Regions from separate parts of the Homo sapiens genome. Here region 2 is linked to region 1. Evidence: chromatin contacts called from ENCODE Hi-C data. All regions are on one chromosome and are shown on one strand. The core of a region is the stretch at or near the end of the contact, and the rest is flanking DNA. Distances in the headings are between cores, read along the strand shown. Region 1 overlaps SEMA4D (semaphorin 4D). Region 2 has its middle 23 kb from the start of MIR4290.

Region 1 (3,919 bases), core at 1,420-3,919:
GTAGGAACCGGATGGCTGTGAACTCAAAGGATGCTGTGGTATAGGGACCTCGGAGGGAGCATCAGATGTGTGTGTTTTCACAAGGTCATCCAGGTTCTACGGTGTAAGGAGCCGGGAAGCTGGGGATGTGAGGACGTGAGGAGAAAGGGTGGGCACGTGCTCATACAAGTGCAAGGGCCGTGTACCCATGTCCTTGTGTGGCCACCAGGAAGGAGGCAGGCATGATACACGAGCTGGGACAGGAGTGCCCACATCTAGTCATGGAAACTTTTCAGCCTGAACAACAAGGGGGACAACCCCCGTTAACTTCACACATGGGGCTGTGAATGCTGCAGATGAATAATTCAGTTTCTTTCTGGGAGGTTGGTGACATTTTCGTTTCTGCTCTGGTTGCTTGTAAAAGAGTAACAGGGCCCTTTTTGGGCCTTGCATTCTGGAGCTGGTGGCTCAGAAACTTCTAGTTATAGAGTAACAAGACCACTGTGGGGAGGGAGCAGCATCCTTGAAGGAGGCTCCGATAATGACATCAGGCTCGTATTGGTCATCGTCATGTGCACTCCGAGGTGAATGCTTGTGACCTGGTAGCCGCCTCCCTGCTGCACACAAGGACAACTCACTGGAAACACAGTCCATGTAGGCTGCAGACCATGTTTCCATGTGCTGGGTTTGGGTAATAATTACTGTGTACTAATTGCAGTGGAAAAGTGGAGTTGGCTGTGCCTTGAGAGTGTGCACATGCAGGTGAGTGATGCTTCTGGAGCATGACCTTGTGCACACGGGGGCTGTGTGCTCCCTCGATGATGCACTGCGTATGGTCTAGACAGAAAGGTCACTCACAGAGGTCATGGGCAGCCCTCGGTACATATGGAGAGCAGTCAAGCATGTGTTCACCTGGCCTGTGAGTGTTAGCGTGTCCCAGGTGTTGTAGGTGTGGATGCCTGGGGAAAGCCGGAAGGGAAAGGCCCCAGGCAGCCCTCTGTCTAAGGTTGTGGATTCTTAGAGGTGTTCGAGGAGCCCAGAAAGAATTCCAGATTGGCAGAAAGAAAAGGCGTTTCTGAAAATGAGTCTGCATCACTACGTGGGAACTCAGAGCGGAGTGATCACCCTATTTTTTGTACAAGTCAGGGGAAATTATGTTTGTGTGTGTCATTGAGCATTTCGTGTGCCTGATCCCTTGGTGTGTGCCCCAGGAGCTGCGGCACTGTGCTACGGAAGCCCCTAGCCAGGCCAGGGCTGCAAACTGCCTGGCGTGCACCCTGTGTGGTCCTGCCCCTTCATGGTGCCTTGGACACCTCGGCTTCTCACTGTGTCACATGGTGGACCATCTCCTCAAGCCCCAGTGCTCCAGTGAGCCCACCTTCCCCCCTGCCTCCAAGAAATGCAGGAGTCACTCCTGACACCATCTCTAGACACACCTTATTCTGCAGCATCACCTTCCCATCGGCTAAAGCTGGTTTCCTCCTAAACCTGTGGACTCCATCTTCTCCTCATTCCACCTTGGACTTGGGCATAGGCAGCCTTTGAATGGAGCACTGGGGCCACCCAGGGCTCACCTGTCTTTGTACAGCTCTGTAAGTCATAGATATCCGAAGGCAATGCAAATAATCCTTGTCCCTAGACGTGCAAATGGGTTCAGCCTCCTGGAGAGACAATTGACTCCCCATGGAAAAGGCTGGTATTGTGTCCGTTGGAAATTCATGTCAATATTCTTTTACTCTGTATTATTTTTTTCTTGAGGTGAAATTCACATAACATAAAGTTAATCATATTAAAGTGAATAGTTCCATGGCAGTTAGTACATTTGCAATGTTGTGCAACCTCTAGCTCCAAGACATTTCCAGCACCCCAAAAGGAAGCCCCCTAATTATCAATCCATCATGGCCCAATCCATCCCCATTCCCCCAGCCAACTCCATGTCTTTTTGTGATTCTTTGACTTCCCCTCTGAAGGGATTGTGACACCTCCTTGGTTCTCTTGTGAGTGATGATTTAATAATGTTTTTAATGCATGGTCATTTTTTTTAAGTGACCCGTTAGCAGCCATCACCCCTGGGCTGAGTGGCCAGCAATCTCACCGGATGGATGGTGCTGGTTTCCTGGGGACTTAGGCCCCTCTTGTCTGTTCTCCGCGGGATGCACCGGACTAAGGGCTCTTTTTAAAGTGAGAATCTGGTCATGGAGGGCAAGGAGGAACATTCTGTGGGCGGATCTTCCCAGTCTTGTCTGTGGGTCTGAGCCAGCGTGAGAGGCTCTTGGGTGATATGTGGAAATGTGCCCCCTTCCTGGGCTGGTCCTCTTTGCCCCTGACAGGTTGGTCAGTGAGTATTGGTTAATTATTGTGTGCTCAGTGCTTTGTAAAGCATGCGAGATGTTTATAGCTATAGAGAGGACATGGTGTCAAAAACAGAGATGCATCCAAATAAAGCAAGCAAGCTAATATAATTTAGAGCCAGCATATGCTTGCATTAGAGATGTCACTGTGGGCTGAGCAGAGAGCAGGACCCTCGCCCTGGGGGTGCTCTCCGCACCCTCCCCCCACACCCCGTGGTAACTCAGGCTTATCCAGCCCTCTCCAGGAGGCGGGGGACCCCTGCAACCCTGCCCATTTCCTAATGGACCCAAAGAATGAGGATGTGGTTTTTGTCTAGCACTCACCTCTCTGATGGTTGACCTCTGTGACTGCCTGAGTTGCTGTCAGTTTCCCCTGGGGGTGCTTCACTCTGGGGAGACCAGTGGGTTTTGAACCCTGTCCTCAGTGTCCCTGTCCTCTTCTTTGTTCCCATGATCTTGCAGGGAGAGGACCTGTTGCTGCCCTTCCTAGCTGGGGTGTTGCACCCCACATCTGAGGGGTCTCTCCTTATTGATGAACTCCTGTCTTTTCCTGTCCAGATCCTGGGCATTGGGGAGGTGGCCAGAGGCAGCCTGGCTGCGCCCTGCTGCTGGACTTGTAATGTGTTGCCCCCCACCCCCAACTGTGGCTGCCTTGCCCCTGAGGTCCTCAGCCCCACCCCAGCTGTTTATAATCATCCGAAACCCAGGTCGGAAGGCAGGATTTCCAGCCATTCCTTTTTTCTCACAGGTAGCATCTTGGTGAAATAATTCAATTTACAATTAAGTATTTTTGTTTTACATCTTCAACATGATTAGAACAAAGTGTCCTTGGTCCCTGAGAGCGTAGTGCATCTGAGAGAAGAGAGGAAGAAACAGGCTCACAGTGCGGTTTTGTGGCAGTTTTCTTGGGGGTGGGGGAAGGTGAGTCACACTCTCCATTTTTGACTGGTGTTCTGATTCTGAAATTTAAGAAAAGCACATAGAACCCCAAAAGCACGTGTCTAAGGTGGAAAGTGGAGAAAGTGCCCCCATGACTGCAAGGGTTGAAGTTAAGCCTTTGGCTCTAGTTGGCACGATTTGGTTCTTTTTTTTTTTTTGTCTGAGACGGAGTCTTGCTCTGTCACCCAGGCTGGAGTGCAGTGGTGCAATCTCGGCTCACCGCAACCTCCACCTCCTGGGTTCAAGCAAGCCTCCTGCCTCAGCCTCCCAAGTAGCTGGGATTACAGGTGCCCGCCGCCACACCCTGCTAATTTTTATATTTTTAGTAGAGATGGGGTTTCACCATGTTGGCCAGGCTGATCTTGAACTCCTGACCTCGTGATATGCCCGCCTCAGCCTCCCAAAGTGCTGGGATTACAGGCGTGAGCCACCATGCCCGGCCCACCATTTGGTTCTTTAAACACAACATAGAGACCTTGTGTTGTGAATACACTTTGGAGACTGGTTGACGCTAATTAGTTTTGTACCTCCCCACCTCTGCTGCGAAAATGAAAAAGCAGCAGCGAAAAAGGGCTGGTCATGACCTGGATGAGAAAGAGCAAGTCTGGGACTTGATCATGAAAAGCCCCCAAGTAGCCCTGCTGAACAGA
Region 2 (7,336 bases), core at 3,363-5,862, 540 kb before region 1:
GAGAAAGACACTCCAGAACTGATTGAGATTTAATTCAGAACTGGGATCTAATTTTACTTAACAAGTAAATAAGGACATAGGACATTTTTTGCACACTCATGTGTGTAGCTAAGATTTATACACCTGTCCTATCAGTAGCCCAGGGTGCCACTCCTCCTCTGTGTGTGAGGGAGCCCTTGACAGGCGAGGGGAGACAGGGAGGTCACGTGAGCTTTCTCCCTCATGGCTGGGCATGAGGTCACTGCAGCTGGTGGTCTTGAATGCACAGAGTCCTCCAGCCATGCCCCCAGCAGTCCGGGAGCTGGGGAGAGTCATCCCTGTTTATTCTCACAGAGTGCCTCCCCTCCCAGTCCTCACCTCACAAAACGCGCACCCGATTGCCTTGCTGGGGGAGACAGCATGTTTCTGATGGAACTCAGAAAGCTATTGAGCTCCCAAGGGGAAGGGTGAGATCTGGGAGAGATGGAGGCACGGAGGTTCCAGTCCCCTTGGGATGAGCTGTCCCTCCCAGGCAGGCACTCATGGTGGCTTTCCTAGACTCCTTTGATCAAAGCATGCTCTTGCAGCAGCACATGCACGGCCTTATCCTGCTGCCTGTGAAATGTCCAGCTAAGCTGCCCTCTCTCCTTCTGACCCTGGTTGTCACTACAACTCAGATGGGGACCCAGCTTCCAGAAAGTTCTTCTGAACCCCTAAATCTTCCCCCTGGGAAAAGACTACATCTAAAAATAGGTAGAATCATCAGTTTTCGATGGGGAGATTATATATCAATTATGCATATTTTTACTTAATTACTTTTGTTTGTTTTCCTGGTTTTCCAAAAGTTCGTGTCCATTTTACATTTGAAAAAGGAGAATATATATTTTGGCATCATCCTTGAATGGCATGAACAATCCCTTGTGAAGAAGCCCCAGCGTCCTCCCATGAGTCCGGACCACCACCAGCACCAAAGACCTTGCCGGAGAATCTGGGCTTCGAGTCAGCTGAAATGTTAAATGGGCCTTTTTGCTATTAAAACTTCCCCCCCGCTTTGACTTAAATATAGTGGTGAGTAGCGCTGGAATGAGGTTTTTGTTCACCAAAAGTTTCTCCCAGAATAGAAACTGCCCCCAGTATTTTTCTTGGGAAGTACATCTATCTGGCAATGGTCACTGTTGACATTTTAAGCTAATGCACTCTGCTATGCAAAGTTAAGCCCAAAAAGCAAAGAGCTGTTTGCCATTTTGTGTTTCTTTTTTTTTTTTTTACCCAAACTCTGCCAGCTGGGGTAAAGACACCCTTACTAGTCAAACGTGCTCAGCACTTGGACTCTTTGCTTGTAAATTCCTGACACTCCAGGCACTGCCCGGGTTGGTTTGGCATCGTGGCCTTCAAGCTGGGGCAAGTGGCCCAAAGCCTTTCTTATCCTTCTCTCTGGCACTTGCGGCCTCCAGCAAAAGAAAAATTAGGACAGTGTTCTTTGCATGAGGATAGAGTTTCACATGCTCTGGTCTCTTCAGAGGGGCACCACTCCACAGATGAAAAACAGCCAGCCAAAAATTAAGCAGCTGGCCCCTCTGTCAATCCAAGTTCTGGGGTCTGGGGCCTAAAACACAGCACCTGTTGCAAGTAAGCAGTTGCAATGGTCCTGCAGCTGTGGGTGCTGTTATGCAGCCATCTCGTAGCAACAACACAGCAGTCGTTGTCAGTCTGACACGTGAGGATGGCATAATAAATGCATTTTGTCACAGCTCCTGCTGCCCCCCAGAAAGAAACCCTGCACAATTTAACAGGATCACTACAAGTCATCATAGAGAAACACTCATTTGACTGGGTCGATTAGCCTCTTGGACACCTTTCTACTAGGTTTCTATGGTTACCATGTTCATTATTTTTGTAGAACAAAACAGCAATTCACAATCTGCAAACCACAATCTCCATCAGATGCTGCAAACCCAACCCCCAACCCTTCCTGCTTTCCTCTGGCATCAGTAACCAGGATGATAGGAAAGTGCCCTGGAATGAAATCACTAAGCATTTAGGCACTTCACATTCTCTGTCCCTGCCGGGGAGAAGCCTGCAAGCACAGAGACAGGCAGGGATCCCAGGATCAAGGGGGCTGGAGAGGGGCAAGGGGTCGATATCACACCCAAATCTTTGGTAATACTTGTATGTTCATCTTGGCTTGGGATCCAGAGTAATTATTTTTTATCCTATCTACCTCTGTTGACATTTTGGCTAGATTGCTTTTCAGATGAAAAAGTTTTATTAAAGAATTGCTTCTGGAAAATAATTTTCAAACCAGTTCTGTGCATGTCGTGATCAAATTCAGGATAACATTGCAAACAGAGACTGTGAATTCCTGAAAAGATTTGGAGTGTGTATTATTATCCGTGTCTCATCTGCCACTTGAATGCAGACGCGGAAAATCTTGGGCAGTGGCCCTTTTGTCAGAAGGAACTAAATGGTACCGCCCTGCTGGAAATGATCCCGGCGGCAGCCCCCAGGCTCACAGCTAATTCAAAACATGAAATGACACCCCAGCATCCAGAATTGCAGGGCCTGTGCTCTGCTGCCTGGGCCCTCCACCAGGTGCCCCTTTCTGTGGCCTCTGCTTTGTCAGAGACATGCTGTGTAGAGCAGGGAACAGGCAGCCTTGACATCCTTACAAAGCACTCTCCTTGGTATTGTTCCTCTTATTTTATTAATACAAACTCTCACGCCTGTAATCCCAGCACTTTGGGAGGCAGAGAAGGGCAGATCACAAAGTCAAGAGATCGAGACCATCCTGGCCAACACGGTAAAACCCTGTCTCTACTAAAAATACAAAAAAAATTAGCTGGGTGTGGTGGCACGTGCCTGTAGTCCCAGCTACTTGGGAGGCTGAGGCAGGAGAATCACTTGAACTCGGGAGGTGGAGGTTGCAGTGAGCCCAGATCACGCCACTGCACTCCAGCCTGGCGACGGAGCAAGACTCCATCTCAAAAAAAAAAAAAAAAAAAAAAAAAAAAAGACACTGAAAGGGCACTGTCTTTTTAATTAAGTTGTTCTCTCTCCCCCGTGTCTTTAGTTCTATACAGAAAAAATGTCATATTTTATTATGCTCTGAAGTCTCTGTTTTAGTTTACTCTGACAAAGCTGTTGCTCAGAGTAAAAGTCAGCAAGTCACCCAGCCATAACACACATTGTCTATACCAGCAGGGCAAAGGTGAAATAATCCAGGGATTGTCCCCAACTCTCTTCTGACATGACGGATGGTTGGCCCAGTACCTGATGGTAACAGGAGCTACGACAAGCAGGAGTACTACAAGATGAAGGGAGATTTGGGACGATGTTTGATCTTTGAAGGTCACCCTTCCTGCGTACGAGGCAGAAGTCAAGCTGACGTCTCTAAGCTCCTCTCCTGGTTTTGAGCAAGCATGTTCCAGGAAGCTGATTTGTTATTTTGGCAAGTGACTGTTTATCATGATGCATTTCGGGGGAGTTGGGGGTCAGGTTTCCTGTTGCAGGGAGTTCTGATAGTTCCTGATATTTACATACATAGGTCTTCAACTATTGATGAAAAATGTAATGTGGGAAGGTGAATTTCAACCCTATGTGGTTGAAACTCAACAAAAAGAATATATAGAGATAAAAAGCTGGGGAGAATGTAGTCTGTATATTACGAGGATTCTTTGAATCCATGCATAGAAATTTGTTGTCTCCATTTTTCTTCCACACAGAACACTTAAAATTCAAAAGTCAGGAGAGGCAACTTTGATGCTGAGAGATGAGCTCTCCATGACATCTCCCTGAAATAGTTCGGATTTATCCTGCAGCCGCAAATCAGAGTCATGCATTACTTCTTTCTGAAAAACAAATTTAAAACCACCCGTCATTCCTCATCATTTGTACAAAAATCCTTATGAAAATGATTAAAGAAGGTAATGGAAGCACAACTCCCGCGTTGGTAAGGACAGAGCAAAGACCTTCCATAAAAGCTAGTTCCCTTCTCCTCCTTTTGAAAACCAAACCAAACAAAAATATCTGGCTGAAACGACAGTGAAACAGCAGAAAATTATTTACCTTCAAAATTGCAGACAAAATAACCCCCCACACACAGTTCAAAGAAATGAACTTGTAAATATTGTGACTTATTAAAACAACAAGGCTATAATTCACTTCACCTCCAGAAAAAAATCAAAACAGCACTTGCTTAACCTCCACAAGAACCCTGAGAAGTTGGCAATGCAAAGGACAGCTCTTTCTGCAGGAGCAGCAGGGAGAGGGAGACTTCGCCTCATGCATGTTTACACAAGGCTTAAAATAGATTTTGAGTGCCTAACGCTGCTCAGCGCCTTAGTGTAACTCCAATGCCAGCCTTCCCAGCAGCCAGTGGACTCCGACCTTGATCCCTGCACCGGTGCCAGGCAAGCCCCAGGAGCATGTGCTACGGAGCCAGTCCACAGAGCTCCCTCCTCAGGGACCCGACACCAGAACTGGACCTTCATCTGGCTGTCCCCAGTCACTCCCAGCGCCTTCTCAGGCATTTTCACTTTCTGGGCAGAAGGAGAGGTGGGCTGTCTCTTCAGTCTCAATACCCAGCTGTCCCAGCCAGGCATGGAAAGTGAAAGCTTGCTGCTGAGAACCACCCCGACTTACAGGAAGGAGCCCTGAGGTTTCTGTGACCCCAGGCCCTTGACTGGAAAGTGGCTACTGAGGCTGAGTGTCTCCTAGCCCTGCCCTGGTGTGTGCCTCCCTGGGGCAGAGGGCACATCTCAGTCATGCCCCTCTCCTCGGGAGGGGGAAGGCCCCACATGGCCCAGAGGTACTGGGGGACCAGCTCAAGCTCCTTTTGCCACAACACTTTTCACCAGAAAACTCTAAGCCTGCAGGGGCTGCCCCTCAGCCAGCTCCTGTGCACAGGTCAGGAAATCAGAGCCGCTGTCAGGCAGGGCAGGCCTCAAGTCCGTGAGCATTTGCCAGGTCAGAGCCTTCTCAGAGCTGTGGCCTGCTACACCCTACCTGCTAAACCTGCATGGAACCCTGGGCTGATCCCCCTAGGTCCATTTAAAACCTGGAGCTCTACTACCAGTTCTAGCCCAGGCAGCGCCTGCCAGCCATCGCAGAACAGCTCAGCACAGCCTGGCAAGGCCAGCAAGCCACTGGGCAAACCGGTTATCTCAGCAGGGCCCAGCAACAAAACTTTCTGCCAACTCAGGTGAAAGAGAGTGAGTACATGTCTGTAATGTCTCTGTGTATGTGTGTGTACATACAACACACACATACAGACATATATATACATATATATTGAGGTATATCTGCACATATATATGAAAGTATATATTTAACAGTAAATGTCCCACAAGTACAGGAAGCTGCATAAAGCAAACATGAAGTTTAATGAAGTCCTATAAGGCAAAAATGCTTGTAACCCCCAGCACCCACTCTAGAGCCTTCCCACCCCCCTACAGAACCCCACTCCCAAATCTCTCCTCCCTCCTGGGGCACAGCTGGGCTGAGTCTTATGGCCATTAGTTCTCTAGTTTTCTTTGTCATTTTATTACCCAAGTGAGATTCATCCTCCATGGAGCATAGTGTTGCCTTTTATCTTTGGCTATGCCTGATAAGTCAGCAAGTGCCCACGCCTGAGGTAGACATGGATATACATATATGCATGTGTGCATATGCATGAGTATGAAAGCAGATGCTGTAACATGCTTAGAACAGAATCCACACTCCTCTCCCGTTCAGGCTAGTGCCCTGCTATTTGGAACGCCATTTATTGGATAAACAACAGACAAGTATAAATTAATACCATACTTTAAAAAAAAAAACTGCATGTGGTGCCTCAAGCCTGAGCCATTAGAACAATTCCCCGAGTATGAGTGTGAAGCTACTCCCAGAGCCAGGAGGCCTCCATGTGTATCTCCACCACTCCCTCTGCAGCCCCATGGGTGGTGAGCCTGGGGACCCCAGTGAAACCATCTCCAGCTCCTACCAGATTTCCAGCTTCTTGAGGAAGGAGGCCGGCAGGGCTCAGTACATTGGCCACAGAACGCAGCCGGAGAAGGAATCCAGGGTGGTCTAGGCCAACCCGTACCCCCTTGATGGGGTCGATTGCCAAATGTCTGTGAATTTCGGGACCAGTTGTTACACACAGCCATTATTAAAAATTAAAATGAATAGATTTGCAATAAAATAAATTATATTAAAATTCAAGATAATAACCCCCACATTGTGTTATTATCAGTGTTCTCTAGGCTGCGTGTCTGTTTATCTGTCTGGTGATATATGTACGTCATCGTACTTAAGGTAGTGGCTCTGCACACCCTTTCCAACTCTGTTTTTGGTGACATGGCATTAGCTTTCCATTGGCTGTCATGGGAGGATTTATACCACAGACAATGACAAATATTACAAACCAGGTGTCCCATACATAAACACAATATACATCCATCCATATGCATATACCAAGCACACATATACTTACATGCCACACTTATATGCATGCACCACACAACACACACACACCACACTACACACAATACACTGTTGGTTCCTCCCCCAAATCCTCTAAGATTAAGAACTGGAAGCCAAGCATCTTTTAAGGCGGCCTTCCCAACCTGAGACCTTGGGTGGCCTCCCAGGTCTGAGAGAAGTTGGGATGTCTCATCCCCACCACAGGGAGGTGGCTCTGGGCAGGGCCAGAACCTGATGCGGGGCTAGTGGAGGCTGCAATGTGGTCAGGGATGGCCTGAGAGGGCTCAAGGCCCTCTGAGCAGAGCCCTGCTCACACCCAGGGTCCTTCAGTCAGGCAACAGTAGCCCAAGGTTTTCTTGGGCGATCTATGTCCCTGGCAGCATCTGCCCCCTTGGAATTGCAGGTGGTCTGCAGCACCTCCACACCTGGAACCCCACGAGGAGCCTTGCCTCTGCCTTCACAGCCTGTTTTTTGAGGACAACAAGGGGGCTCTGCCTGGTGCTGGGGATAGATCAGGAAAATGCCCCTGTTCATCCATCTACCTCCTGATCTCTTTTCATCCCAGACTGGCACACAGCTCCTGGAACCCTGGGAGTTTGCTGTTTTCTGTGTGCTAATGAGATGGTGGGTGGCTGAACTCTAGACAGTTTCAGGATGGCGGCTAGTGGCCAAAAAGACCAACCATGATGCCACTTCATCCCCAACCCAGAGAGGGGGGGAGCAGCTGGAGACTGAGTCAGTCACTAATGGCTAATGATGTATCAATCACACCTACATCATGGAACCTCCACAAAATCCCCAAACAAAGGGGTTTGGGGAGCTTCCAGGGTGGTAGAAGCATCCACATGAAGTGGGGAGCTGTGCACTGAGAGGACAGGGAAACTCCACACTTGTT

The links. Hi-C counts contacts between places; a loop is a spot of excess contacts on that map. Pooled maps may share reads with other maps.
Region 2: a map with no recorded cell type shows a loop between it and region 1 (10-fold over the local background). The contact joins two enhancer-like sites. A Hi-C loop is called at or near these places in 2 of 37 single-sample maps with no recorded cell type and 7 of 50 pooled maps.

Annotation. Positions count from the first base shown.
Region 1 is chr9:89,463,446-89,467,364 of GRCh38, reverse strand. All of the region lies in intron 1 of SEMA4D (semaphorin 4D), which reads left to right. Among named protein-coding and RNA genes, the nearest start is that of SEMA4D, 33 kb to the left of the region's middle. RefSeq lists enhancers at 328-1,023, 1,024-1,720, 2,909-2,968 and a silencer at 3,479-3,548. Within about 2 kb of position 2,669, at least 8 of the 41 ENCODE cell types and tissues checked have a DNase peak (open chromatin) inside an H3K27ac peak, as active enhancers do.
Region 2 is chr9:89,997,132-90,004,467 of GRCh38, reverse strand. No RefSeq gene overlaps it. Among named protein-coding and RNA genes, the nearest start is that of MIR4290, 23 kb to the left of the region's middle. RefSeq lists enhancers at 4,514-4,603, 4,654-4,703, 4,714-4,783, 4,824-4,993. Within about 2 kb of position 4,612, at least 31 of the 41 ENCODE cell types and tissues checked have a DNase peak (open chromatin) inside an H3K27ac peak, as active enhancers do.